2 separate regions of the Homo sapiens genome follow, and region 1 is linked to region 2. Evidence: chromatin loops called from intact Hi-C (ENCODE). Cell type or tissue: prostate gland. All regions are shown on one strand. Each heading gives the region's core, and the rest is flanking DNA. Links, peaks and the distances in the headings are about the cores only. Region 1 holds the start of LINC02044 (long intergenic non-protein coding RNA 2044). Region 2 holds the start of LOC124909409 (a long non-coding RNA gene).

What was found. Peaks named below come from ENCODE experiments on the same cell type or tissue, not always from the same donor. Only the 100,000 strongest peaks of a DNase experiment are listed, where the experiment ranks them.
Region 1: it touches region 2 in a loop (2.0-fold over the local background); 3 of 110 quality-filtered maps call a loop at or near these places.

What each region holds. Positions count from the first base shown.
Region 1 is chr3:113,160,985-113,176,437 of GRCh38, forward strand. It overlaps NEPRO-AS1 (NEPRO antisense RNA 1), which reads left to right. Exons shown (of 3, transcript NR_186663.1): 2 at 950-1,035. LINC02044 (long intergenic non-protein coding RNA 2044) reads right to left here and starts at 6,747. Exons shown (of 4, transcript NR_110823.1): 1 at 6,617-6,747; 2 at 4,143-4,222. In prostate gland, for the core only: no CTCF peak of the experiment used is centred there; DNase peaks (open chromatin) are centred at 5,857 and 6,327; H3K27ac peaks cover 1,803 bases.
Region 2 is chr3:113,254,862-113,270,314 of GRCh38, forward strand. It overlaps BOC (BOC cell adhesion associated, oncogene regulated), which reads left to right. Exons shown (of 20, transcript NM_001378074.1): 5 at 13,438-13,584. It overlaps LOC124909409 (a long non-coding RNA gene), which reads right to left and starts at 13,438. Exons shown (of 2, transcript XR_007096006.1): 1 at 11,231-13,438; 2 at 4,904-8,642. RefSeq lists an enhancer at 10,189-10,807. In prostate gland, for the core only: no CTCF peak of the experiment used is centred there; DNase peaks (open chromatin) are centred at 7,380, 8,340 and 9,580; H3K27ac peaks cover 673 bases.

The DNA.
Region 1 (15,453 bases), core at 2,812-10,811, 95 kb before region 2:
ATGTTCTTTGATATCTTCTAATTATACATTATCTTGAATGTCAATCAACATTTGTTTTTCTTATATGATTGCAAGTTAGCAAATGATCAGGTATCAATGCTGATGTTGTGGGGAGAGGGAGGTGTGTGGCAGTAAGAATCTGGATTCAAATCCTTTTCCTTCCCAGTTGTGTCACCATGCAAGAGCACTTGGCCTTATTCTGCTATACACCCCAGCTATTTGTCTGCAGTAGGCAAATGAACATGCCCAAAGTGCCACAGGTCAGGTGTATGTGAAACGAGAATGCTAAAATGCTTTAATGACATGTGTGCATGAATATTTTAATTTTTTCACCTCTGCATAGCATAGCATTGTGTCTTCTGCTAGACAGCTAGGTGCTGCCTGTCTCCATCATGTCATTGTTATTGTTTGCCCTCATAGGTACTAATTATGACATGGGAGATATAGCAAAATTCATTATAGCTTTTAAAAAAATCTCCCAGTGTAGTGCAGTGAGAAAGGGGAGGGAGAGTCACTCAGTCAACATGTATACTCCTTGACTGAGCAGTGTTTGAGTGGGCACCAAGCTTAGACATGTGTGTAGGGAGGCAATTATAACTAGTTACAGCCATCCTGCCTCTTCTGTCCTCCTCTCTTCCCCAGCCTTAGCCCCCCAGCCTCATGGGGCCCAGAGTCCTCCTTCAGATGAGGCCAGTGTCCCAGGCAACTACCTGACGTGGGAAAAGCTGCCGTCCTAGAGATCAGAAAGAACCCACCAGTCAGGAACAGCAATTCTGATGATGTCAGCTTCTAAGTTTTCAGAAGCGACAGCCTCTGGTGTTCTTACAGCATCAGAAGAGCAGAAAAGCTGGCCACTTATGAACCCACACATTGTTACAGAGCATCTCGGCTTTCTGCCAAGGAGCACCACTCAGGCTTTAAAGATTTGTCCTTTGATTTTACTTTTTAGGGCATCTTGAGACAATGTTCTGCCTACACAAAATTCTAAACTGAGAGGAGTGGCTCAGAAGCTCTACTAACATGGAATCACATGTGGTAAGCCACTCTAAGGATATTATCCTCAATCATTAGATCTCTCTGGGCTTAGGTTCTAGGCAGGTGGATGGTGGAGATATGGGAATATGTGGTAGGTCACTCTAAGGATATTATCCTCAATCATTAGATCTCTCAGGGCTTAGGCTCTACGCAGGTGGATGGTGGAGATACGAGAGGTCCGGAAGAATAGACTGAGGGGTAGCCACAGAGATCAGAATAAATTTGAGTGCCAGGAGGACAGATCACGTCAAGTCATGGACTGTATCACGGACATAGAATCTTGATGTAGAGTTAGAAATGGGGGCTGAAGGATAGAGGAAGGTTTTGGAAGTTGGGAGACTCAGGAAAGCTGAGCAGGAGGCTGTGTCTGAATGGGTAACTTATATCTAGGGGAAATTGTACAGATAGATCCCTCTGATGTCCTCTGAGTTAAGATTCAGATGGTTTGAAGACAGTTTCTACCTGAAACCATGGTGGCAACTTGAGGCTTGAGCGCAAGAAGAGACCAAGGGCCATACGAGAAATGGCTTATTTGCTCCCACTTCATCTGGCCACCTTTCTTTAGCAGGACATCCCTACTCTAAGTTTTAGACTGAAAGGTAAAGTTAATCAGCCAGCAGGAAAGGAAAGAATGGCCATTCATTCGTTTAACCACTGTTCACTGAACCTTATGTGCCAGATACTGTTAAGGTGCCAGGGGTATAGCAGTGAACAAGACAAAGTCCTTGCTCTCAGAGTATCCATATTCTAGTGTGAGAGACAGATGATAAACAAGATGTATTACATTTATAATAAGATGATAAACAAGATATATATGTGTGTAACAGTGGCAATCATTGCTAATCAAGCCAGGGAAGAGGCTAGCTAGATAATTAAATGATGGAGGGAGGATGCTATTTTAGATAGGGTGGTCTAAGAATGACTTGGTGGTAATGATGTGACATTTGAGCAGAACTGGAATGAAGTGAGGGAGTGAGTTGTGCAAACATTGAGGGGAAGCGCTTCCAAGGCTAAGATAACAATAATGCCAGAGGCAGGAGTGTGCTGGGTGTGTGAGGTGCCACAGGGAGACCCCTGTGGCTGGAAATAGTGAGTGAGGGTGGCATCATAGGAGATAAGGTCACAGAGGTTGGGGCAAGCAGATGCACGATGTAGGTCACATAGGGTCTTGCAGAACGTAGTAAGGATTTAGGAATTTATTCTGAGATGAGAGGCCACTGGAAGATCACACGCTCATCAGATTATTAGAGGGCCTGGAAGCCACTCTAATGCCTTGTGTGATTTTCCAGTGCTGGACTGACCTCCTAACCTGTGAACAGACTGTGCCCCCCACGCTCCCAATTACAGGGAAAACAGTTGTGCCCTTTCAACCACCAACTGTGCAGTTCTGGGCAAAAGACATAAACAAACGCTGCAAATCTCAGGCCACTTGAGCAAAGCCTTCCTCATCTCTATGCTGGTGGCTACAACTGTGACCTTGTAGGTAGGGGCTGTGTTCGCCCCTACTTGAGTTGTACCATATGAACCAGTAAGTGGCTGCTGATAGAACATTCAGGAAACTGCTTCTATTTCCTCATCTCTGAATTCTTCCTCTCAACATCTCATAGACCAGGCCTCTGCTTAACAGAACCTAAAAGGAGACCTGCTATGACCATTTTCTTCCACCTGGGACAAACTAACGGCAGATCTTCCCAAGTTTCTTCCTCACATAGGAAGTGAGACATCCCCCCCAACTCTCCATACGGTTAAAGAACAAGATTTGTCTAAAGCATTCATAGGTTCAGTCTGGAAAACTTCTCATAAGATTCAAATGCACTAGCAGACATGCCCACAGGAGGAACCCAGACCCCAGAAGCTGATTTATTTCACAGAAATCACCTTGAAGCCTTAAAAAATACAGGCAGTTCTGTTGTTTGTATGTTTTGTTTTTATCATAAATTTCTTAAACACACACACACCAAAGTCATAGTGTTGTTAAAGACTATTTAATAACCAGAAAGTTGTTCAAATGAAATAGCCTAGGCGAGGCTGTGCAGAAACAAGAATGCTTTTACATTGTTGGTGGAAGTGTAAATTACTTCAACCACTGTGGAAGACAGTTTGGTGATTCCTCGAGGTTCTAGAACCAGAAATACCATTTGACCCAGCAATCCCATTACTGGGTATATACCCAAAGGATTATAAATCATTCTACTATAAAGACACAAGCACACGTATGTTTACTGCAGCACTATTTACAATAGCAAAGACTTGGAGCCAACCCAAATGCCCATCAATGATAGACTGGATAAAGAAAATGTGCCATATATACACCATGGAATACTATGCAGCCATAAAAAAGAATGAGATCATGTCCTTTGCAGGGATATGGATGAAGCAGAAGCCATCATTCTCAGCAAACTAACACAGGGACAGAAAACCAAACACCACATGTTCTCACTCATAAGTGGGAGTTGAACAATGAGAACACATGGACACAAGGAGGGGAACATCACACAACTGGGCCTGTAGAGGGGTGGGGGGCAAGGGGAGGAAGAGCATTAGGACAAATACCTAATGCATGCGGAGCTTAAAACCTAGATGATGGGTTGTTAGGTGCAGCAAACCACCAAGGCACATGTATACCTATGTAACAAACATGCACGTTCTGCACATGTATCCCAGAACTTAAAGTAAAAAAAAAAAAAAACAGCATGTTCATATGATCATGTGTGTGTGCGTGCTTGTGCGTGTGTTCTAAGCATAGGCAAATATGCATAGACTCATGAAAGTGATAAGAATATGAGTGATTTTAATTTCATCTTTTTAATATATATTTTCAAATTTAAAACATTTTTAAAAATTCTTACATTCCAAACAACTGGATATAATGTCAGAAACTTACAGTCTCAACCTCAGTCTTCCCATCAGCCACTCTACAGGGAAGGGCCAGTATGTGATTCCAACAAATCCCCTTTGAATTAGAGCACATGTATGTAGTAAACATTCATACATTGATCTCCTGAACCACTGACCGACGCCCCGCTTTTTTCAGGCACCTGCACATGGCTTAGAATCATTTACACACAGAAACACAGGATTGGAAAAGATTTCAGAAATGATCTTACCCAACTGCCAGCTTAATGCACAGCTCTCCACTGCATCCCTGACTGGGGCTCTTCTGTCCTCTGCTTCATCACTTCCCAGGCTGGAGACAACAGGGCAGTGAGACCCGTTACTGGTGGAGAATGGCCCCCATCTTGCAGAGAGGAAATATCTTACTCCCACCCACAGATCCTAGCCCCAGATCTATGGCATTTAAGATAAGCTTTAAGAACTCATCTCACAGGAAATAAAAGAAGAATTGGAGGGTTTTTTTTGTTTTTTGTTTTTTGGGTTTTTTTGGTCTTTTTTTGTTATTTTGTTTTGAAGACCTCTTTCAGTTTATTCTAGTTTCCTTTCCATGCTGTTTGGCCCACTCAGAGACTTGCCTTATTCTCTTTCTTTGTGTCTGAAGTTTCTTTCTCCCCTAGGCAAAGCACCATAAGCTAATTTGCTCCCACTTCATCTGGCCACCTTTCTTTAGCAGGTCATCCCTACTCTGATTTCCTACCCTATAGATAGCTGACTTTCTTTGTCTTTTCCCCTACTATTTCCATCGCTTTTTTTCCTTTCTTATTTAGAACTTCTTATTCTCATTCCCCTTCAGGGTCATATTAAAACAGTTGGAGACATTACAATATTATAACGACTCTCTGAATATGAATACAAATAAAAGCAGTATTTAATTATAAATCAAGTTTAGGATAGACCACATTTTTTTCAGATATTCACAATAATGATTATTTCAATCCTTTTTAAAAAATGTTTTTATTGTGGTAAAATACACAGAGAGTGAAATTTACCGTTTTAAGCTGTAAAATTCAGGGGCATTGAGTACATTCACAATGTGACAAAACCATCACTATCTAGTTCCAGAACTTTTTCATTGCTCCAAAGGGAAACCCCGTGCACATTAAGCAATCACTCCCCATTCCTCCCTCCCCCGACCCACTGGCAACAACTGAGCTGTGTACTGTCACTATGGGGATTTGCCATTTCTGAGTACTTCATATGAATAGAATCATACAATATGTGGCATTTTGTGTTTGGCCTCTTTCACTTAGAATAATGCTCTCAAGATTCATCTCTATCATTGCCTGTATTAGTACTTCATTCCTTTTTATGGCCAAATAATATTCTACTATATGTGTATGCCACATTTTGTTTATCCATTTATCAGTTGATGGTCATCTGAGTTTTTTTCATCTTTTGGCTATTACGAATAGTGCTACCATAAACATTTGTGTACAAGTTTTTGCTTGAACATTAATGTTATTTGTTGAGGTGTCAACTTTTCCTCCAAAACCAAAGCTTGCTTATTTGTTTCTTGCTGGGAGCCTGGGTAGGTAGTGCCACTGCTTTGCTATTGTCCTAGGCAATGTTTAGCCCGTCCACTGGTAACCTCAGTCTGTTTCCCTGTTTCTTTCACTCTCTGCTTGCCTGCACAAATTTGCATGCATATATGGGTTCTCCCCTACTTAAACAATTTGGAATTCATATTGGCAAGTGGATTTCCCCCCTCTTATAGAGGAGATTAAAAAAAATAAGTACAGTGAATGTGTCCAATTCAGAAAGGCCTTGGGCCTCAGTTCTCAGCTTCCCCTAAGAAGGCCTCTTTCCAGCTCGATTCCAGGAAGGCTGGCTCCAGGAGCTCAAGCCAGCAGAGGCCCTGCCTCGGGCCTCAGCTCATAAAGCCAAGGTGTGTCTGAGTCCCTTAACTCTGTCAGGCTTAGAACTTGAGCCTTCACTCACTGGCTGCTGTCAGAGTTCAGCGTTCCCTGCCAAGCCATCGGAAAGCTGGAGGCCAGAGAGAAAAGGCGAGAGGCATCAGATTTCTGCCTGCAGATGGGAATGGGACTGACACTCCCCACATAGGATTTCTCTGTGAGCAACCACAGGCATTATCAGCGTTCAGGATCACATCACAAAACACAGCCTGATCATCTTGCCTTCTCTTTTTCCTCCTCTCAGAGATACAGATGCATTGCTCCTTTTCCCTTTGCCTCCCGGCCTTTTCCTTTGTTTGCCCCTCTCCCCTTTCCTCCACAGCCCCGGCTTTCCCAGGTCTGTTTCTCTGTTGCTTTTTCCCCAAAGGCTCTCCTGTTTTCTCCTGTCCCTTTGATTCCTCCCCCTCCTTTCATCCTGCAAATCTTTCTCTGTCGACTCCCTGTCTCCTTGCCATTCTCGGTGTGCCTTTCGGATCTGTTTCCTTTGACACTGGTCCCAGGCCTGCTGCCAAGTTTCAGACCCATTAGTGAGGTGCCTTGCTGACTGAAACACAAATCAAGACTGATCCGGGTACAATTAGCAGCAGCTCACACCTCATCTGGAAAGCATTAGCCAGCACTGAGAGTGTAGGGAGGGAGGCACAGGGAAATATTGATGCCAAACAGAATAGATCTCCTACTTTTGGAGCGTGAAAGGATCCTGACCCAGTAGACATATAACTGAAAATAAGATACAAATGGATAATGCAAAGTTGAGAGGCATGTTAACTTACCTCGGCCACTCTTCAGCATCTACGCAAGCAACACAGGCTCCTTAACACACAATTCAGGTGTATAAATATCATCCAGGAAAAGGGGTGTCTGATTCATTTAATCCAGATATTCTAACACATGTGTGATCCGGGAGTCCTCTGCTGTCTTGCAAAATTCTATCTTGGTACTGTTTCTAAAAATTTAATGTACAAAAGAATCACCTGGCATTGAGCTAAAAATGCAGATTCTGATTGACTAGGACTGGAGAGGTGCCTGAGATTCTGCCTTTATATCAAGCTGATTGGTGAAGCACACTTTAAGGGTCTAGGAAAATTTAAGACATTTAACTTTGGTCAAGTACCCTGATCTTCTTCTTTGGAGCACTCACAATTATAAGGAAGGTTGAATGATATAATTAGCTGTTTGATGCCTATCTTCCCAACTCAGAGGCAAGCTGCCCAAAGGCAAGGACCAGGCCTGTCTGGCTCTCCTTTGTATCCTCAGTACTAGCCCAGTATGTTGCATATAGTAGGTGTTCAGTAAATATTTCACAAGTGAATTTTCACAAGTGAATGAACCAGCTCAATCCCTAAGGCCCATCAAAAGTTACTCCTATTTCAGAGAGCCTTCCCAGTCCAGCCTCCCTTATCCATACCTGCCTGGTGGCATTTCATCATTTCCCCTGTGTCTTATCTTAGCCCCTCAAGCAGATCATTAGTTGCTTGAAACTGGGACTTTGTCTTCTGTGTTTCTGAACTTTTTTTAATGTCCTTTTTTCTCCCTTCCTCTCACTCCCCATCATAGTAAGGGCTTGCTCTAGCAGGCATTTAATGTTAGTTGATTGATTGAGAGACCCTAGAATGATGCCAAGTTCTATTTAGACTTCAATTATAATGCTCAAGGGGTGGCTGGATTTTGGCTTGGATAAAAGCCAAGATTTTATATGCCCCAGTGGAAAACCTTTAATACCACCTAACACATTGTGGGGTGGGAAGGCTAAGACATTATGTGTGTACAAAATCAAGCGATGTAATACCGTGAGGCTCCCAAGGCAGTTATAAATCAGGCCACTCCAGAGGGGTAACTGCGGGCTGTGGCCATTACTTCACTCCTGTTTTCTCAACTGAGAACGACGGCTCACGTTTGCCAAGCTTTACTTGCAGGGGTGGGGGCTGTTGTTCCCCAGGATTGGGCAGACCGTTTCTCTTGGAAAGACAGAAAACTGGCTCACAGAGTTCTGCCAAAGATAGGAGAACCTGGTCTTGTTTAGAACTCATCAAATGCCCTATTTTTCAAACATCAGGGCTGTGTGAAATGCAAAGTGCTTTCGTCAAGCACTACCCCCATACCCCATAATATTAAAACATGCATATTTTAAGGGACATTTAATCCATATGCTTTTTATTTACTTACCCTTAAATCATCAAAAATAATTATTATGAAAACCTGTTTGACATCTGAGAAACTTTATGAGCATAATTTGGAAATTTAAAAATCTTGCTTTCAGGAAAAAAACAGAAAGTTGTGCTTTTCCAAAAACACACGGCTTTTAAAACAAAGAGACGTGAGGGCCTTTCCAGCATTCTAATTTCACAGGGCTTGAGGGGTTCAGCACCAGCACAGCACAAGCTCATATCCCTCATCTCTCCAGTGAATCGCAGATGGAAGTCTCAGGCATGGCAGGTTCAGGCTTCTGCACTTGATTTGATTCTGTGACCCTTTAATACCTGACAGTGACAAAACTTCATCTGTCTGCAGGCTCCCAAGCATATTTTACAAATACCCCAGATGCATGTTCAATGTGTATTTCTGCAAAGTGTGTGACTGTGGCCTGATTATCTTCTTAAGCAGATAAGACATAAATTCCAGGGTGTTAGAGACAACTTTTGAAGTTCAAAAGAAGTACCTGGCAATGAAAATCTACCACAATGCAGCTCAAGTATTTCATTCTGTGAAATAGACTTGCAATGATCTGATTGATCTCAGGGTGAGGCACGAGGCAGGAAATGTGGGATGTCCCATACTGTCTGTTAAGGCCCTGTCTGAAATTGTCCCTGAAAACTGAGAGCCACCACTTTGGTCTCTGAGTTGATTCACGCGTAGGTGAAATTGTGTAATGGGTGGAGTGGGTGAGTTTCAAAGCAATCCTGATATGCACACATACACACATACATAATGTTTGTATAGAACTATCCTATATGAACACAATGAGTCCAGAGCAAGTGAGCAATAGAGAAGGTAAGAGATTCTGATGGAAGAAGAATTGCAGTGTGCCTAAGCTCAATGCGTGATTGTTGAATGGGAAGTGACTGCACGTTGCTGAGATAAGTAACAGGAAGTCTGGATCCATGACTTCCTAGTCCCAGACAATAGGCTCACCTCTTCCAAGGTATGGATATGAGGTTTGAGGTAAGAGGAGAACAAGAGGCAGCTGCAGGGCAGGGAGCAGTGGCTTAAGCAAGTGGTAGGAAGTGGCAGTGCAAGGAGGCCCACCTTCCCCAGGCCTCCCCACTGTCCTCCCTCCTCTGCTGCCTTGGAGCTCAGCCTGAGACGAGCAGAGCTCTGCCTGGACAGTGAGTCCCCAGTCATGATACTCAGCATCCGAGTTAACCATTCAGTAGAACTTCACTGAGGGCCTGTCAAGCGTGACACAGCCATTGTCTCAGAGCCACAGTGGTGGAGAACATTTCAGTCCCCAGCCTCACAGTTCGCAGTCTGGCAAAGAATGACCAGCTTCCCTCCTGTCTGCCCTAGATTCAAGAGAGTGCCAAAGGAAACAACAGGACAGAAGGAGACATGAGGAAGAGATGGGACAGACAGCACTCAACCCTGAGCAGACGTGAGGGGCAAAAGAAAAGGCAACATTAAGGACCCATTCAAGTTTCAAGTCTCAGCGTCCCAGAGGATGGTGAGGATACAGCAAAAATGGAGAGTGCAAAAGGAGAAAGGCAGTTGAATGTGAAGATAACGGGGTCTTCGGAGCCTACCTACTAAGTCTGGTGGGATAACCCTGTTAAATGGGAAGAGGGAGGCCTTTCTTGGTACATTTTAGGAGGAAAAAAATGGCTGCCTGGAAAGTTCATATACCAGCAGCAAAAAGAAAAGCAGAATGGGATGAGAGATTATGAAAGCCCTTCACGAGGAGGTTAAGTTCTGGCGGGTGTGCCCATCAGAGACCAGCAGAGACAACTGGCTCTCCGGCCTGAGTTCGCCTACATCAGAACTAGCACATCTCTCTGTCTAATTTCTAATCACTGTAAATATGTTCAAAATGAAAGAAAAAAGTAATCTCACACCCCAATAAACTGGATCAGATGTGTGTGCTTCAGTGGGTAGTGGTAAATCTACATATGGAAAACTGTATTCAGAAACGCCTGACTATAGCACTTAAATTCTATGGCACACATGGAATGAATTGAGAAGATAGCCAAACTTACAAATATTCCACCCACACTGTGTAATATGGCATCCTGATGCGTTCGGGAAAGTGAAGAACAATGTGGTGGGACACCCCCTCCACGGCTAAACGTGGACACCTTGAGCATGGACCAGATTCTCCCTTTTTTTTTTTTTTTTTTTTTTTTGAGATAGAATCTTGCTCTGTCACCTCGGCTAGAGTGCAGTGATGCGATCATGAATCACTGCAGCCTCAAACTCCTGGGCTAAAGTGATGCTCCCATCTGAGCCTCCCAAGTACCTGGGACTACAGGCCTGTGCCACCATAATTGACTATTTTGTTTTGTGTTTTTTGTTTTTTGTTTTTTTAAATTTTATTTTAGAGATGGGGACCTCATGATGTTATCCAGGCTGGTCTTGAATTTTTGGGCTCAAGCAATCCTCCTACCTCAGCCTTCGGAGTTGCTAGGATTACAGGTGTGAGCCATTATGTCCAGTGGACCAGATTCCTTATGAGATTTTCATATCACTAAGCATTTGGACAATCTCATCATTTTCTTTTTTTAACTTTTATTTAAGGTTTGGGGATACATGTGAAGGTTTGTTGTTATAGGTAAACTCACGTTACAGGGGTTCGTTATACAGATTATTTCATTACCCAGGTATTAAGCCCAATATCCAATAATTATTTTTATCTGCTCCTCTCCCTCTCCCATCCTCTACCCTCAAGTAGACCTGAGTGTCTATTGTTCCCTTCTTTGTGTTTATGAGTTCTCATAATTTAGCTCCCACTTGTAAGTTTGAACAGAACATACATCTGTTCCTGTGTTAGTTTGCTAAGGATAATAGCCTCCAGCTCCATCCACGTTCCTGCAAAAGACATGATCTTGTTCTTTTTTATGGCTGCGTAGTATTCTATGAAGTATATGTACCACATTTTCTTTATGTAATCTGTCATTGATGGGCATTTAGGTTGATTCCATGTATTTGCTATTGTAAATAGTGCTGCAATGAACATTCCTGTGCATGTGTCTTTATTATAGAATGATTTATGGTCCTCTGGGTATATACCCAGTAACAGGATTGCTGAGTCAAATGGTAGTTCTGCTTTTAGCTCTTTGAGGAATCGCCTTACTGCTCTCCACAATGATTGAACTAATTTACACTCCCACCAACAGTGTATACCTGTTCCCTTTTCTCAGCAACCTCGACAGCATCTGTTTTTTTTTTTTTTTTTTTTGACTTTTTAATAATAGCCATCCTGACTGGTATGAGATGGTATCTCATTGCGGTTTTGATTTGCATTTCTCTAATGATCAGTGATATAGAGCTTTTTATTCGTATGCTTCTTGGCTGCATGTATGTCTTCTTTTGGAAAGTGTCTGTTCATGTCCTTGCCCACATTTTCAATGGGGTTGTTTTTCTCTTGTAAATTTGTTTAAGTTTCTTATAGATGCTGTATATTAGACCTTTGTCGGATGTGTAGTTTGCAAATATTTTCTCCCGTTCTGTAGGTTGTCTGTTTACTCTCTTCATAGTTTCCTTTGCTGCGCAGAAGCTCTTAAGTTTAATTATAACCCATTTGTTAATTTTTACTTTTGTCGTGACTGCTTTTGGTGTCTTTGTCATGAAATCTTGCTAATTCTTATGTCCAGGATGTTATTGCCTAGGTTGTCTTCCAGGGTTTTAATATTTTGGGTTTTACCTTTAGACTTTAATCCATCTTGAGTTCAATCTCATCATTTTCTGAAAAGAAATCATACACTATCCCCTCTGGCCATCTAGAATGCTTTGGAATATTCATTATTTTGAGGAGATAAATGTTCCAGATAACAAAGGGTTTATCTTGTTAAGTGACAAAACTTTTTTATTTCAATAATTTGGAATAAAATCTCTCCCAAAGTTATATATATTTTTCTTAACTTCTTAAAGGTGAATTTCACTTGAGGACTGCTCATTACAAACTCTGCTATAATAAGAGAAATACTAGACTATAAGTTCCATGAGAAGTGAGTGCATGCAGAAACTGGTGATCCAAATAAGGGCTGTAGTCTAGTTAATAGCACTATACCAATGTTAATTTCCTCACCTTGATAATAAACTTTACTTATGTAAGATTGTATAATTAGGGAAAGCTGTAGAAGGGTATATAGGAATTATTTCTGCAGCCTCTCATGAATCTAAAATTATTCAAAATAAAAAGTTAAAATTTTCTGTTTCAGTTATCAAGTAGGTAAGTAGGGGAAGGAAGGAAGGAAGGAAGGAGAGGGGAGGAGAAGGGAGGGGAGGGGAGGGGAGGGGAGGGGAGAGCAAGGCAAGGTAGGCCAGAGCAGGCCGGGGCAGGGCAGGGAAGGGAAGGGAAAGGAAGGGAAGGGAGGGGAAGAGAAGAAGGAGGGGAGATCTATGTAAAGCCATATAGGAGAGACTATGCAGCAACAGAAATATGGAGGCTTTAAATCCAGGCTGACTCTGAGGTCAAATCCCCTTCCCAGCTTTGGGACGCATTTCTTAAACTCTGTGAAACATTTCTTAAACTCTGTATCTACCTTTATAATATCAGGGATTAAAAATACATACTGCAGAGGATTGTTGTGAGGATTAAATTAAACAATATGCCCAATACACTCAAACTGGGTATTCATCACCCGGTGGACATTCAATAAATTGTCCTATTCTAAACACCCTTATTTTTGTAGTGCTGGTTACCAATCATCAGAACTCAGCTCTCACTCATTAATGCTCTCAGGGTGCTTCCCTATTTAATTTGCTGCCTCTTCACCTGCTGTGAGTTTGATCTAGTTCTATATACCATATTATATAGGCTCCAAATAAGGATCACATATGGTCAATAAAGTGTTTTGTGTTTGTTTGTTTGTTTGTTTGAGATGGAGTCTCACTCTGTTGCACAGGCTAGAATGCAGTGGCGCAATCTCAGCTCACTCTAACCTCCGCCTCCCGGGTTCAAGCGATTCTCATGCCTCAGTCTCCTGAATAGCTGGGATTACAGGTGTGCACCACCACGCATGGCTAATTTTTGTATTTTTAGTAGAGAGGGGGTTTCATCATGTTGGCCAGGCTGGTCTTGAACTCTGACTTAAAGTGATCCACCATCCTCGGCCTCCCAAAGTGCTGGGATTATAGGCGTGAGCCACTGCACCCGGCCAAAAAAAGTATCTTTGTTTTAACTCACAGGCACTAGTTTTAGCTGCTCAGACACCTTTGTTCTTTTGATTTCCTGTCTAGTTTTTGACTGAGTTCCAGATGGATAAGGTTTCTAGACAAGTTCTTGTTAGATTAGGCAATGGCATTAATAAAAAATAGCCATCATTCATTGATCATTGTAATGCTAAATATGCTAAGCAGTTAACATACAGTATCATTTAATCCTCACTCTGTGAGGTAACTACTTTAATTTCTAGACTGGAGATAAAAAATTCTGATACCTTGCCCAAGGTCCCAGAGCTAATTAGCTGCAGAGCTGGCATCACTAGGCCTGGCTGACTCCAGAGCCCAAGCTTCTATCACAGAGGATGCTGGAACAGCTTCCTGTTCTTCAGTGTAATCAAAGGTACTTTTAAACATCCCTAGTCTTTAGGGTTGGAGCTCGATCACTTTGAAGGAGATAAAGAGGATGAGAAGAAGGGGAAGGGAAAAGAAGGGAGTAGTAGTCAAGAATCCAGTTATCTGAAAACAACTGTTATAGAAATAGTATTATTTTATATTGGTAGATCCTTTAAAAATGTTTGTTCAGTGATTCAGAAATAAGCAAGGTTTCCCCAACTGCTAGAGAAAGAATACTTTTTTCTCCTTTCTATAGCTGAAATCTCTCATCTATGCTGACTCTACCTCCGAATGCGTGACAGAACCAGCCAGGAAACATTTCTCACAGAAATATGAAGCACTTGGATTTGAATTGTGTAATTTCCCTTTAGAGGCCATCCTTAAGAATTGCGTGCCTTGCATGTTGAAGAATTTCTGTCTTTGGTTACCTGACATCTGAATAAATGCTAACGATCTCACCAGTCAGTCCACAGAGTCCACTGTTTATGTGCTTCAGCCTGTAATGGGAGACATGCGGGAAAACACAAAAGAAGGAAAAGAGAGTACTCCTGCTTGCAAGATGCTTTCCATCTCATCCAGCAGAGAACCTGGTCTAAGAGAGGTGTAAAGAATGTGCCTATTCTATAAGGGAACAGAGGCCAGAAACCAGCAAGGCTGTGGACCTAACCAGCTGTAAAGGCAGAGAAGTTTTAAACAGAAAAGGCTGCTGGGCCTTGGCATGTATTTTGCAATGGTTTGTGGTGTGAGGGATGTTTGGAGCAATTGTAAACAGGAACTGCTATGTCCTTATTAGGAATAATCACTTCTCCAGGCAAAGAAGTGGCTGTTGAGGCTTTTAAACACGTTTTGTGCTTAAGGTTTCCTCTCTCCCTCCTAGCCCAAGCCTATTCTCCCCATTCCTCCTGTAGGAACTCATTGAAGCTGTACTGCGTGGTTGCTCTTTGTGATTGCTGCTTGGCAGAACCCAAGAAAAGAAACATCCAGGGACTCCATCTGGCTGGATTCACCTTGATCCTAACTGCTCACAAGAGCTGTTTATTCCCCCAACACTGAGCCTAGTATACCTCTCCTTTCTACAGAGTGCCCCTAAGAGCTATCCAGCAGGCCTGGCAAATTTTGCCAAAGACAGAACACTGGGCAGGACTTCAGGGGGTGGGGATGGGTGCTCAGCAGCCTGCATTTGGAGAGGCAAGAGCTCAATAGAAAGTAGGGTCTATGGAAAGAACATATTGGGGCCTCAGTTTCCCTGTGGGGAAGGGGAGATAAACCCTCAGGCCTCAATGCCCGAGGTCATCCCCCGGGGGCTGCTTTGATCCAGTATCACCTGTACAGAGGTGATTAAAACATAGCTGTGGCAACAAACAATATGGGTCAAAATTCTGGCTCTGCTTCGTCCTAGATGCATCTGCTTGGGAATTAAAGTGAGATGTAGCAAAAAGCTGAATTTAGGGGGAAAATGAAGGGTCTTTTAGAATTCTAGCCATAGGCCAAACCACCTTAGAGGAGGTGGTTATTTATAAACATTTGGGATTAAGGAGACTGAGCAAATTTGAAGACAAAGGTAAAGTCAGTTTTTCTCATTTTGAGAGTCAAGAGCGAATGAAATATTCAAGTGAAGATGGCAATAGGCAGTTAGAAAAACAGAAATAGAGTTTAGAGAGAGATTAGAATGAGATTTTCTTCATTAATGATCCATGCATGATCCTGTTTTATTTATTTTATTTCATCTTTAATAATATGAGGAACACTATGAACCAACCTATAGCGCAAGAACTAACCATTACCAATAACTCACATCTACACAGTCCTCATTCATATCACAGCCCTTCACCTCAGAGGAACCAACCATGATTTGGAATTCTGTGTCTATCATTCCTTTGCTTTGCTTTCTGCTTTATTA
Region 2 (15,453 bases), core at 4,378-12,377:
TTCTGGTCCAGTGTTGGAAGCTGGAGGGTCCACTTGTACTTCACCCTGACCAGGTGACATCATCTTTTGATTTTCGGTAAAATGGAGCCAGAGGTCAAATCAACTGAAGAGTCTCACCTGCACTCTCTCCCTCCCTCCACCCCAGGTTGTCCTGGCCATGTGGGTAATGGCTGCTGCATGCTCTGTGGAGGTGCCCATCTCGCTGTCCTCTGAAGAGTTTTTTATTTCCTATTTAACCTAAACTTTAAAAAAAAAAGAAAAACTTTCTTGCTGCCAATGCCCTGCTTCAGATCATCTTGTCTAATTCTTGGTTTTTGAAATGCTTTTAACTTTGAACTCCTTCCTTTCACTTCCCTTTCCCTTTTCACAAGCCTCACACCAGGCAGCCAACCGCTCTACACAGCTCAGCTGTTCCCAGTCTGCTCCTGAACCAACAGCAGACCCTGCCAGGGAGCACTCCACTCCTTCTTACTGGACCCTGAGTTCCACCTCAGGCCTGTTCTCAACACAGTATGGCAAGGAGTCACAACCGACTCATCAGAGCTGGCAGTGGAAAAGCTGTTCTCAATCCCTTACCTCTAACAGTCAACCATTAATAATTGTTTATTTTTAACTTTTAAGATTTTTTGATAATTTTATTCTCCCAATTCTCCCATCATCCCTAGGTCCCACTGGTAGCTGGAAATAAAACAGGTGGTAACCAGGTAGCTACCTATAATTCTAAACTTGGGAATTTTAGTCCTCAAGTTAATGTGAAGTCTTAAGCTGCAGCCGGTATAATTGAGAACAGATCGGTCACCGCTCCTTAAGGCCTCCTAGCGCCAAGGCCAGGCATATACTCCTGAATGGTCCTGTCTCTGGCATCAGAGATCAGCAGGCAAGGTGGCTGACAAGAAAGGAAGGAGTCCCCCTCGCCACTCAACCTCATGAATCTCTGACTTTGAGAAAATGTCCAAAGTGACCAGGGGCCCTTTGTTACCATAATTTAATTTAACCCATGAATAAAATGAAGGGCCAAACTGGTATAATGGAAAAAACAAGAAGCTAAAAAAAATTTTTAAATTCTGGGTTTAAGCCTTAGCTCTGCCATTTAAGTGTTCCATGACTTTGAGCAAATCACTTGGTCTTTAGACTGACTGCCACAGCTGTGAAATGAACACAGTAATTACATCACCAGTCTCATGGGTTTTTTGAGGATAAATGGGAGAATGTATAATATTAGTATTTGAGAGCATTTTAGAAATCCCAGGCTTTATTTGTTCGCCCATGTGGTTGTCAAACATTTCTGGAGTGTCTCCTTTCTGGAGGCTCTAAAGCCCGTGTCCAGCCCTGTACTGCCCAGTTCCATTCTGGGAGTGACCCTTAGGAAGACAGTCCAGAGGGTGGCAGAGCTTCCAGTCATAACCAGAACCAATAGAGGGCTGGCTTCTTATAAAGAGAGAACTAACCCATTCCTGTGACTTTCTTAGTTCCTTATATACATGTGCTCTCTAACTCAGATTCCCACCCCAGCCGCCTTCAGGAGCAGCCACGGTGTCATGGTGCATTGTCAGTGTAGCCCGCAGAGCTGCTCACTGATGCTCCTGTGGGTTCACTGCTGCCCACTCAACTGCTGCCGTATACAGACAGCTGTTGTTTTGCACTGACAGGCTGGGCTGACCCTGGCCTTCAGCATGGTGAATCTTACAAACAGAAGCTATGTCTCTTTGCTCAGCTCCCCTAACCGCTAATTCCCATCACACACTTCACTAAGGTCACCTAGGTTCTGACTGTGAACTAGAATAGTCCATAGTCCATTAAGGACCATTGTAGCGATTTCTTTCTTAAAATATTTCTAGCTTCCTTTATCTCTGTATTAGGGTTCTCCAGAGAAGCAGAACCAATAATACATATATGTGTGTGTGTGTGTATATATATATGTATAATATATTTAATTTTGTATATGTATAATTATATATTATACAAAGATTTATTTTAAAGAGTTAGCTCATGCAGGCTGTAGATTCAGGTAAGAATTGATATTGCAGTCTTAGGGTAAAAGCAGGAAACTCAGGCATATTTTCTGTGTTGTGTTCTTCTCTGGAAAACATGTCTTTGCTATTAATACCCTCAATGATCAAATGAGGCCTATCCCCACTAGGGAGGGTAATTATTTTCTCAAAGTAAAAGATTGTCTAGCAAAGTTGACACATGAAATTAACCATCACAGTCCCCTACTGTCCACCTGAAATACACCACCTGCCTGGAGTTCTTTTGGAATATGTCTCTTTGGAGACAATGTGAAGAAATTAGATTCTCCCTAAGTCCAGCTCCCAGAATCATTAATGGCACCTTTAGACGGAGATGTTTCCACGCTGCCAGGACAATGGTTATTCCTTAACCTTTATGGAGCCATGAGCTCCATTCAAACCTCTGGATGCTTTGGATTTCAACCTTGGGTGGAGCTGACCATTGGAAGATGCAGACACAGAGACCCTGTTGCCCCAGCCCCTACCAGAGATGCATTCACTGGTTGCAGAAACAGCTTCATGAAGTCCTCTCACCTTGGCAGAGGCATATTGTTTGGATTCTCTTTGGCCACAGGTGTCTCAGAGCAAAATTGTGGTTTAATTTGGGCTATCTTATTAAGACTATCCTTTCCTAATTTTCCCCTAGTCTTGATTTTTAAATATATATATAAAACCTATGTCTTGATTTTTTCTCAAGATTTTTTTTTCTCAACTCCTCTGTGAAGTGTAGGGGTGGAGAGGATGAGAGAAGAAACAAGCAAGCAAGAACTCAATTAATAAAATAATTTATCTTTCATTTCCAACAGTCATTATAATTTTCTTCCCAGAATATATTTTCTTACTACAATTAACAATCTACCTCTTTAATTTAATTTTGTCCTCAATACCTTACAACTTAATGCATTCTATTTCTAAAGGCTTCTATTAAATAAGGCAAGACCAAAATTCATGAGTCCCACTTGAAAAACAGCAAAGCACTCATTCTCCAGTGCTGACTCCTATATTTGGATGTTTTGGAGGTTGGTGCCCTAAGAATTGGGAACATTTAGAATTTCTAACAGAGCACAGTAAGATCTGGTCCTGGCCATTGAACATCTCTCAGTCTAATGGAGAAGGTGGACTTTGTTAACACATTAGTCATAAAGCAAGCCAGCCCCATGAGTTGCCCGCCAGAAATGTGAACAGATTTTAATGGGAGCTCGGAGGCTAGCAAGGATTCATTTCCATTTCAGGGGATTGCGGAAGACTCAGCAGTTGAGCCTTGAAGAATGTGTACAAGACAACCTTGATTTTTAATTTCTGAGTCCTCACATACCTTTCTCAGACCTTTAAAAACCAAATTCAGCTCTTAACATTGTGTATTCAGACCTAGGCCCAGTTCAGTTTCTCGGATGGCACCGATACTGCCATAGAAAGTTTTATTTCCATAGTGAGATATTTCCATGGTGAGCTCAATCGAATTCTTAATCTAGCCACCAGGTGATTGTCTCTCTCTCTCCATCCTGTTCCCCGCTCACCCCATTTCTTAACTGTTTCTCATCTCTTTTCTCTTTGGGTATGAACATTTTCTGATTAAGAAAGAAACTTAGAGTGTTTTTTCCAGTACTCCCCACTTCCGCCCCCGTCTGGTTCAGTTAGCCAGTGACTCCCTGACAAAACAGGAGGAGCCATTCGCTCCAAATTGGAAAAACATTTATGTGTTGGCTTGGGCATCAGGGAATCCTGTACAAGCTTTTTGCTTTGGGATGAAGGGATGGCAGTGAGAAGGGTTGTAGGGAAAGAAAACACAGGTGGCTTCCTAAGCTGCCCCAGGAGGGGAAGGAGATTTGCAGCTGGGGCAGAGTGTGAGCCTGCTTTGGCTGGGAGAGACAGAGACAGCTCCACACAGGGGAATGGAGTTGGAAAAGGAGAGCCAGCTTGAAATTTAGTTGTTCCATACCATAAGTTATGTGTATTTTACTTTGACACTTGGGCAAGAAAATTATTGAAAGATGGCTGAGATCTAAAAGGTGCCTGAGCAACTTGAGCATCTTAATAGGAAATGAATAAGGAATACCTTATAGCTTTAGGACAAAGTTACATCAACGCTTTCTGTTTTCTACTGGATGCAGGCAGAAATTAATAGCTCACTAGAATTATCCCTGATATTCTGGTGAAATCTTCAAATGGCATTGGCTACACTAGTCCTATTAGCCCTGGTGCAAGTACCCAGACAGATCCGTGGTGTAAGTTCTGCTCAGAGCATCTTGGCAGCAAATGTCTGCCCCAAACAGCCAGGAGTCCCATTCTATATTTATCAGAGGTCACTATTTACCAAACAGACCTCAGGTTCATAGTGCATCTTCTACCAAGGACACCCTTAAGGACTCTTAACCCACTCCACCCTTGTCCTCAATTCATTCTTTGCACTCACAGCCAAATGCTTAAATACAATACTGGGTTCATTTTCTAAGCTAAGAGAAAAGGGAAGGGCTGTGTAGTATGTTGATTCAGTGAGCCAAAACACAGTTTGAGGAGCCTTTTGCACCAGAAGCCAAGGGAAAGATTGATTTGCCGGCTTGAAATCACTGGACTCCTTTAAGGAGCATGGTGCAAGATGCTTTCTTTAGAACAAAAAAGAAAACCAAGAGAGCAAATGAGTCCTTGGTTCCCTCATTTTTTAAAAACAGCTTCACACCTCAGCATCCCCTGTTTCTCGTGTGTGTGTGGAAAAGTTGAGCAATTTCTACTTTGACTTTGTTTTTAGACTTTCAGCCATTTTTGGAGTCTGGTAATAATCTTGAGCTCTATAGAACAGTGAGTCTGTCCTGCAAATAGACGTAGTGTTCACATCCAAATTAAAGGATGATCACTTCATAATGAGAAAAAATGTAAACAAAAGGAAAAAAACTTGCTGAAGTAGAAACAGCATTTATTTTCCTATAGGGAGAATTGTGATTAATAGTGAGGTGCTTACAGCCTTTCCCTCAGGCCCACTTTCCATCGCGCACTTTCTCCTAGCTTTCAGAATGGTGGTCCCTCAGCTGGCAGCATCTTCCTCTCCATCTCCGTCCTCAGAAAGTTCCCACCTCTGTTGGGTTACTAATTCCTTCTCAGTTTTCAAGACTCAGGTATCTTCTCTAGGAATGTTTCTTGACCCCTTCAACTTCCAAGTCTAGAGTAGGTTCTCTTCCCGGCTTCCTTAGTACCTTGGGTTTGCTTCCACAGCCCTTTCTTGCCTCTCTATCTGGAGGGTAGGAACTGTTATTATGCATCTGTGTCCACAGTGCTGTCCACGGGGCCTGGCACACCATAGGCCTTCTGTGAATGTCATGAAAGAGGAAGACTCCCAGATAAAACATGTTTGAGGTCTAGAAGATGAAAAAGGGCATACACAGGGTAAATTAACAATTTCTGAATTTCCTTTTCAAATTCTGATATATTTAAAGTTTTCAAGAAGTATATAAGAAAGGATAAAGCAGGGACTCAGGATACAAAGAGGTTGAAGATACAAATGGATTCAAGAAAGACTTAGAAAAATTGATGAATGTCAGAAGCATAAAACAACATTGGAAAGAAACTGAGATGTTTGGAGGAAATTCTGGAACCTCAGGGAGATGCCAGTGAATTTGGCTCCATGACCTAACACAGGGGTCCCCAACCCCCAGGCAGCAGACCAGTACCGTTCCATGGTGGTGCATGGCCTGTTAGGAACAGGGTCACACAGCAGGAGGTGAGCGGTGGACCAGCAAGCATTACCATCTGAACACCACCTCCTGTCAGATCAGCAGTGGCATTAGATTCTATTAGAATAGAATAGAACAGAACAGAACAGAACAGAACAGAACAGAACAGAACAGAACAGAACAGAAAGAACAGAACAGAACAGAACAGAACAGAACAGGTTTTCACCATTCAATAGAATAGGGTTCACCATTAGAGGGTGAACCCTACTGTGAACTGTGCATGCGAGGGATTTAGGAGGTTGTGCGCCCCTTATGAGAATCTAACTAATGTCTATTGATTTGAGGTGGAACAGTTTTATCCCAAAACCATCCCCCCCAGTCTCCCCACCCATGGTCCATGGAAAAATTGTCTTCCATGAAACCCGTCCCTGATGCCAAAAAGGTTGGGGACCACTGTCCTCACATATACCTCAAGGGGCATTTTGGAGTGGGTGGATGGGATTGGTGCCACCGAGGCTGATGGGAGTATGCAGTTTCCAGGTGTGTGGGAAGAAAAAGCAGGCCCCACTGCCCCGTCTCTCCCACCTGGAGTTCTGTTCATCACAGCCACACCAAAGTGCTCATCCCCATTCTTTCTCTCAGCTCCTCAGCCTCCGCTTTCTCTCCTCCCTCTCTTCTTGCACAGGCTGCCAGCCCTTCCAAAGCCTGTGCCAGGATCCAGCTCTGGCTCTGATGAGTCCAGACCACCAGGACTCACATTAATTTTCCCACTGCTAAGTTTATAGTTTGTATTTGGTTGATCAGAGAAATATGTGTGATGTGGGTTGCTGGCAAGTAAATCTTTTTTTCCTTCTGCTCTTTCTTCAGTATATTTTTTTTCTAACTATTTCATTCCTTCATCTAGTCCAAAAGAAACTCCCCAGTTCTGCTAACCAGCCCTACCTCAGAGCGGCCCTGAAGTCGGGTAGATGAGATGGTCTACAGACCAGACATCTGTGTTCATCTGGCTGCCAGACCCAGTGGAGACATGGCTCCATCCTTGACTTGTCTTTGAGGATTAATCGCATTTCTCGTTCTCTTATGTCTTTTTTAAAAATGAAGTATTTTTAATTGGTTCAAGCCAAGAAATTCCTGAAGCCTCAGGCCAATTCATTGCAAATCATTTAATGACATTGCAAAATAGGTTCTTTTTAGTCTCTCTCCTTCTTCCTCTCCCACTCCTCCCTTCTGGCCTGCTTTCCCCTCCTGCCCACCCCCAGATTTCTCTCTCCTGTCTTGACTTTGATTTTCAGCCCTCATCCCCCAGTCTCTTTCATCTCTTCCCCAATCCCAGCTTTCTTCCACTGCTCAAATCTGGGTGTAAATCCCACCTCAACTGAAAGGAAAAGAAAGAAACAAGATTTAACAACTAATGTGCTTGGCATCTACAAAGGTTTGTTTTTTTTTTTAATTCTTCTTCTTCCTCCCCATGGAAACTGTTTTCTTTAAATAAAAAAGAGCATGCCTTGCTTTCATCAGAAAGTGTGTTTGAGAAATTTCATGTCATGTTTCCATGGTTGTCAGGAGAGAGCTTGGGAGCCAAAATTATTTGTGCAATTGGACAGGCAGAAAAAAATCCCAAAGACAGCAAACATATTTATCCAGTCTCCCTGCCTGCAAAGGGAGGAGCAGTACTCACTCTGCCAACTGTGTTTCTAAGTGTCTCTGTAGATTACAGTGTTGACTTAGGCTGGAGTGCTGGTGGAGGTGGTGAGGACTACGCTGGAGAACACCACGCTTGTGAATTATTGTGTCCTGCCTTGTCTATGTGATTGAAAGCTCCCTGTGGTTAGGAGCTATGTCTTTTCTTCTTTGTATTTTCTGCAGTGCTTGGCATAATAGACAATTCTGCAGCACCTGGCTTGCTAAATGAATGACTCAATGATGACCAGAGGGATGGTATTTTACCAAATGCTGGTTTTGTCCCGCTTTGTGGGCTGCAGGGGGTCTATGTGCCAGGGCTAAAATACTTAGTCACTACCCCAAATGCATGGCTTCTGAGATGCCTGCCCAGCCCACAGTAAACCCCAACCACTCACCAGGTGCCAGGCTTTCTGACCTCATGAGAGCACAATGAGGCTCCAGCCTTCTGTTTCTGTAGTTGTCCCACATCCTCAGCAGAAAACTGCCATGGCGTTTCACTTGCAGATCATTTTATTTCAGAGGAATAACCTTGGGGTCATGCCAAGCTATGGTCCCTCAAGTGACTTGGGGGTTGAGAATTGTGTTGGGACTTTTTGTCCATCAATGAAGCAGTTTGGGACACAGGAGAGCCCCCATATTGTCCAGGGGCAACATAGTGAGGAGTGTCAGGGACCCTTTGTCTTCTCAGACTCTACAGCCAAGTCTGTCTGATAGCCATGAGCCAGAAGCTCAACCAGAGAAAACTCTTAGTGACTTTACTTCTCCTGCACCTCGGGTGTCTCTCAAAAAGGGACTGAGGTGCAGGGAAGGACCAAAGGATCAGCATGCCACTGAGTAGTGCTCCAGTAGAGCAGAATCCTTTGTGCCTTGTAGCATTAGCCACAGATGCAGCAAGCTGCCACAGGGACAAGTTGAGGCTTGGAGGTTGTGACAGTTGGGGAATAGAATTATCCATCAGTCCAGAAACCTGCCAGTGGCCCTGAGGCTGCTAAGTCATCCTGGCAGCATTGCCACATGAGCCCCATGCGGTGCCCCGTGACCTAATGGATCCCATCCAGACCTCTGTAGAGGAATGCAGGCTTGTCCTGTGATCCCCAGGAACAGGCAGGAGGGTAGGACAGGACTGTGCATGAGAAGTACCTGCAGGGGTAAAAGGCCAAAGTTTCTTTAAGCATTCAGCAGAGCTCATGGATATGGGGATATTGGTAACTCCATGAAGCATCCAGCGGATGGTGGCGTCTTACTTCTCTTCTTACTTCAAACAGAATCGAACTTCAATTTGCAGCTTAAAGGAGAATGCAGGAGAAGATTGAATGAATAACTCCCTTGGAAGTGATTGATAGGTTTATGGATTACACCTGGGGCATTTAACTGAGACCCAACACATCCTGTAGTTGGACACGTAAAGTCCATGAAAATTGGGGGATAAGCTTACAATTAATATTTGACAATTTGTGTTATGAGAATGCATGAACATACACCAAATACTGTAATTTAATTCATAGCTCTGCCAAGCCTTTTATTAATAAAGGAAAGATAGAGACTAGAAGGTGGTGAGAAAGAAATTCAAGAGACATTCAAGATAAAATGTGCCAATTTGCGGTTTCACATGTGATCTGCTGATGGCAGCCACATCTATGTACCTTTGACAGTCTAATTTGCTTTCTGTTTTTCCCATAGCCAAAAGGGTCTGTGCCTGATGTGCCCTTTGAATGTGAAGAGAACACAGAGTACATCACATGATGTGTGTCTGAACACATCCCTGTAGCCTCTGTGTTCAGACAGCCTACAGAAGTGATGTATCAGAGTGTACGTATTCCCTTTGGAAACTGAGCTCCCAGAAGGAAGGAACTGGGCCGGGTTCTATATGGAGCCTAAAATATCATGGGCTTTCTCAGAAATCACAAAGCTCTGTGACAAGTAAATAAGGTCAGTAAACTCAGAGATGGCCCCAAAGACCAGGACTTCTGACCTGTTGGGAGCTGAGAAACAAAAGTGGGTCTACTAGCGTTTGATTAATGCGGACAAGTTAATGAAGTAGCTGGAAAATGCACAAAGAGAGGATGCAAAAGAAGGGTGCGAGGGGAGGGAAGGTAAGAGGATTAAAGCTGCAAAAACATTCCTCTAATGGATTTCTCAAACACACCAGCCAACAGGCAAGGGCAGGTGTCCTGTCAAACCATTTCCCCATGAAACCTGATCCATCTTTCTGCAGCGGAGGCCTGCTAACCCTATTTGTAATTGAAGGGCCTGTCCCTTATTTCCAGTGAAGCACACTGAGCAGCCTAGGGACTCGGCCAGGAAACCAGCTTTGCAGACAAAGGGGCCTGGGAACAGGCTGGTTTCCTTCATATGCGCCAGCTAGAGCTCCTCTCTGCATCTGCCCCATCTGATGGCTGGTTAGGCTCTTATTGATCATGAACTCCCCACCCCTCCCTGGCCCCCTTCCTGTCCAAAAACACTAGAGAAAGGGGTCCTCTGATTTTCAGATCATTCATCACTTCATTATTCTGCCTTTGATCCCTTAGTGAAACTCAAGTTTTACTCAAGCAGCCAAATTGGGAGTGTTTAAGCTAAGGCTTAAGCTTAGGAGGCACGGGGGGAGGGGGGATAGAGGGTAGGAGGGACAGGGCCAAGGACCGAACTGCTGCTTATTTGTTTTGAAGCCAGGAAGGCTCGCCTGCCAGTCGCCCCTTGTGGGGAGCTGGATGTCCAGCTGGGGTGCCCTCGGTCCTGCCTGCACAGGCTGTTGTGCACATGTTGGCATCAGAACAGAGGGGCTGTCTGGCCGCATGGCTGACCAGTGCCCAGCTTCATGCTCCCCCACTGCACAGCCTTCTGTCTCCAACTGAGCAGCTGTCAGAGGGTGCAGCAGGAGCCAAGAGGGGATTAAAAGAGACAGTGTTTTCTACCACTGGGTTGCTGAGGTGGGTGCCTGGCAGAGTGCATGCTCCCTCCGTGCCTGGATAAGCCCTCAATTACAATGGGCAGGAGCCTGGGGCCATGAAGATGGAGATGGCATCCTGGTGCCAAACTCCTTTCAGTTCCTTACATCTTTCTTGCAAAATGATCTGCTAGCTTTAAGTATATTCTTTGCTTAAGGCAAATTTCCTTGGAATGAGGTGAAGAAAAGGAGGAGGAAAAAAAAAAAAGAAACCTCTTGGTGGAGTAGTTTGGGACTTATTCGACCATGGAGGAGAGTGCTTCACAGCGCCTGAGGAATTTTCCAGATGCCCCTGAGCTCACAATCACTCACAGCTCACAATCATTCACAGCTCGCTTTGTGGGGAGCCTCCTGACTTGGCAGGTACAGGGCGCACTGGCCTGAAGGAGGATTAAGGCCTTTGCATTTTTTAAGTGAATTGCTTTCAGAAAACAAAGTTACCGATGTTTAGCTAGAACATGTTGAGCTCAAGCAATTCCTTTCCCATAGTCCAAACCTTCCTCTTCTCTGAGAGAAAACTCATTAGCTATCTTGGCTGAGAGGCTCAGCCAGGACTGGGCTAAATAATTTGTGGGACCAAATGCAAAATGAAAATGTAGGGTCCCTTGTTGAAGCATTATTAAGAATTTTCAGATGATGAAAGCAGAGCATTAAACTGGGTGTTACCCCATCAAGTGCAGAGGCAGGTTGCACACCCATCAAGCTGGCCTTGGGCTCAGCCTTCCAAACTGTATTTATTTAGCAAGGATTTAGAAAGCATTTGCTGTATCCTCAGTACTATGCAATAGAACTTGGGGTTGGGGTGAAGAGTGAAAAATTAATAGGCTTCTCACCAGGAATTTATCGTTTAGTTAGGCTCAGATATCACACACAAAACATTAAATAATTTTGAAATCATTATTTAAAAGCCCAGGAGGCCCTACACTTACCCACAGGAAGGAATCTATGAGAGATCTCGCCTTGACCCGCAGGCATCATGCTTGTTCAGCCTGGAAAGTGAAATGGGGCAATAGAAAGGAATCAGACAGCCAATCTCTGTTTTTTGTTAAGTTTTGTGTGTGTGTGTGGGTACATAGTATGTGTGTATATTTATCAGGTACATGAGATGTTTTGATACAGGCATGCAGTGTGAAATAAGCACATCATGGAGAATGGAATATCCATCCTGTCACTGTTTTTAACACATCACTCCTTGAATAGCATGTATTTCTTACAGCACATTTATTAGACCCATTTCACTTCTTTCTTCAGATCCCACATAACGTCTCAAGAAACATTGTATTTGCAAAATAGCTTCCATTGGCCACACTTAGATATAATGTTCACAGAACATTTGTTATGCTAGGCTCTTGTCTGTTTGTTCAAAATGTAGACCAACTTCAACTATGAATTTATGAGTTCAACTATGAGTTTCTAGGCAGCATAATGGGCATCTTGTACCTAACTCGTGGGGCTCAGCTTCCAAGATATTCATTCGTTCATTCATTAACATTCATTCATTTATTCATTCAACACTTGCCAAGTGTGTACTTGGGCCAGGACCTGGGTTAGGTTCAGGGGACACAGACAGGAACAAAACTCGGTCCACGCCCCTAAAGAGTTCATAGTCTAATATTGTAATCAAAGGGACATCAATCCTTTCACAGAAACAACAGGGCTTCCTCCCCTGTGTTGGCTTGAATTGACTAAGAGTTGCTGGGAAGTTCCATTACGTGGGAAGCCTCCTGACCTCACTGAGTACCTTAATCACCAGGCACTCCTAGGGTGACACCAGTTTGTTTTTGGTCATTATCTCTTGTCTTCTGTGAGAAACCTGATTCCAGCCCTCTCTGGGTCTCCACTGGAAACAACAGCAGAGGCAGGTGCAGTCTTGCAGTGAAATTGCAGTCAGTCCCAATGCTGTCAGTCCCGGGAGCTGAGCAGAATTTGGTGTGGCCAGTATTCGGAGAAGGTGCCTTCAGGGCTTTCTGAGTACCTTTAAGAAGAGAGTGTCTGGGTAAAATATTTCCATCTGTCTTATACTCCATTAGTTTTATTTCTCCTCTTAAATTCAGCTATAATCCTGAAAACCAGATTTCCAGCTTGGAATGCATGCAGTTTTGTTGTGCAAGTGGTCCCTGTTTTACTCAGCAACATGAGTGATTTGTCTCATACAAAGAGAGATTTGTTGTTTGGACTCTTGCATTGTTTGGGAAACATTCTGCTTTTATTCTAGATGAATCTCCATGCTCTCCCAGTTTAGATCCCATGGTGCCAAGCCAGGAGAGATGGCTATGGGGCTGCCAGAGACCACAGTCTCATGTTAGGACCCTGGCTCCTCCATAGTCCACTGCCATTAAGCCACCCTAGGGTGCTGCCTGTTGTCCTGGCAGATTCCTCTTTGTCTTAGAAAACCCTTAGGGTATCCAGAGTCCTGCCCCCAGCCCCAAGGAAGGATCCTCCGTGAAGTGGGGTGTGGCTCCTGAGCAGCAAGAATCAGCCTTCTGGTTATAACCATGGCCGGCAACCAAGTGGAATCTCAGGCCTGTTACTTGTCATCGTGGATGCCTAAGGAGAACCTGGGAAGGCTGTTCTTTTTTTTTGAGACATAGTCTCGCTCTTTTCGCCCAGGCCAGCGTGCAGTGGCGCGATCTCGGCTCACTGCAAGCTCTGCCTCCTGGGTTCATGCCATTCTCCTGCCTCAGCCTCCGAAGGCTGTTCTCAATCAACTTGGAGAAAAGACATGAGCATTCTCTTGTATCGTTCCCTTCCATCTCCATTAGTTGAGCCTGCTGACAGCTCTGCTAGGACATTTGTACTTTGACCCCCCCCCATTTCTGGGGTGTAAGCAGAGCCAACTTGCCCCCACATCTCAGTGTAACAGATGGTCTGAGCCAGAGGCACCCCTTGATGGGATTCTCTCTGCACCTTTCCCCAGCTTGTATATACAAAGTGAACCCCATCAGTGATGAGGGCCCCACATTCTTACAAACTCCTGTAGACAACAAGGGGCTGGAGGAAGAACTCGGAGGATCCCCTGATATCCCCCTAGGTGTGAGCTTTGTCATGACTGACAACACCAAGGCACAAGCCCACCCTGAAATGTCACACTTTTGCTCTGCTGTCCTCCAACCAGCACCTTCCCTTCTCTTCACAGATCTCCAGGACTTCAAGTTAGATGTGCAGCACGTGATTGAAGTGGATGAGGGAAACACAGCAGTCATTGCCTGCCACCTGCCTGAGAGCCACCCCAAAGCCCAGGTCCGGTACAGCGTCAAACAAGAGTGGCTGGAGGCCTCCAGAGGTGAGTGGGCAGGAGCCCAGAGGCCAAGGCTGAGGCCAGAAGGGAAGCTGGCCTCCTCCAACCGCTCGCTGCTCAACAAAGCTAGGGCAGCTGCTGCTGTCTCCCAAACCCCCCTCAACATGCCAGCAGCCCTGTCCTCATGCTAGCCAGCTGTCCTCCTCCCCTTTTTTTCCTTTTAAGAGACAGGATCTTGTTCTGTCACCCAAGCTGGAGTGCAGTGGCACAATCAGAGCTCACTGCAGCCTCCATCACCAAGGCTCAAGAGATCCTCCTTCCTCAACCATCTGAGTAGCTAGGACTACAGGCACACGCCACCATGCTTGGCTAACTTTAATTTTATTTGTTACAGAGACAGTCTTGCTATGTTGCCCAGGCTGGTCTAGAACTCCTGAGCTCAAGCAATCTTCCCGCTTTGGCTGAAATTACAGGCTTGAGCCACCATGCTTGGTCATGTGTTCTTTCTTGATATTTGGTCCTGTAGGGTCCCAAAGCAGGTGGCTTCCATTATGGAAGTCCTCTGTCTTAGCATGAGGAATTTCTTTATCCTTTCAGGCTCCAGAAGATATTACTGAGATGCTGCTGTTCCATCCAGGCTCTCAGCACATGGTTCTGCATGCTGCCTGGGGAAGCTCTGTGCCTCCAGGCACACACAGGAAGGCTGCCTAATAAGCCCATTCATGGAGCCCCAGGGTTCCTTGGCAGGAGGTGGAGCTCTTCCCCATGCAGCAGAGCAATCTTTATAGTGGACTTCATTTTTCCCTCTCCCCGTTTGCATAGTAAATGCAGTTATCTCAGCTGTCACAGCTCCATGCTCAAGCCACAGTGGACAGACACGGCAGCAGGTCTAGGGAAGCCAAGACTTGGTCCACAGAATGCCAGAGGGGAAGGGGTTGTCCCCGAAGTCAAAGACAGCTTCTTTTCACAACTGACCCCATACTCAAGGCCAAGTAGACCTTACTTGACCTGACTCCACAGCTCAAAATGTACACCTTTTAACTGCTTGAGTCCAGGAGGCTAAGGTTGTAGTGAGCCAAGATCATGCCACTGCACTCTAGCCTGAGTGACAGAGTGAGACTCTGTCTCAAGAAAAAAAATATATATATATACCTTTAAAAATATTCTATAGATTTTAAGAGTTTTTATCAACTCTTTCTGGTTATGAAAGGAACATATGTTCATTATAGAAAACTTAGAGAATACAGAAAACTGTTTTCAAAAAGGTAAAACACCTAATCCAACCACTCAGAACTAACTGGAGACTAGGGGAAGAAGAGCATTAATCCCTGCTGTCCCCAGCAGAAGGTTGGCAGCAGCCTCTGGGAGAGGCCTGCCTGTCCCACCAGGGCCAAGGGTTTCTCCCACTCCATCTGGCACTTGCTAATAAGCAGCTCATACCTGGGTGGCCCAGCAGCAGGCAGGCACCAGGCTTGGCAACAGCACGGCTCTCAGGAGGGGCCACCAGGGCAAAGCTCAGCACTGATGGCCATAGCTTTACCTGCCAGGAAGCCAAATGCCACCCGAGTTGCTGGGGTGTCCAGGAGCTGTGACTCTGCCTCCTAGCTACAGAATCTGAACACCCGTGAGGCACCATCCCAGGGCACCTGTGGACCAGGAGCAGACAGAGCCTAACAGGCCCCTGATGTGGAAGAAAGGATTTCAGTGGCATTCATGGGGAGGACAGTGGTTGAAAGTCAGAATATTCCTCTCCAAGTAGCAGAAATGCAATAATGAGGCGATTCCGAGTGATGGCTATGACTGGTGGGAAGATTTGCTCATCATTTGGGAAGGGAGAATGATGGGAAGCTCCAAAATCAATTTCCTCCTTCCTGGAGGCTTGCAGGAATGATCTCATCTCTCATGTGTGCAGCC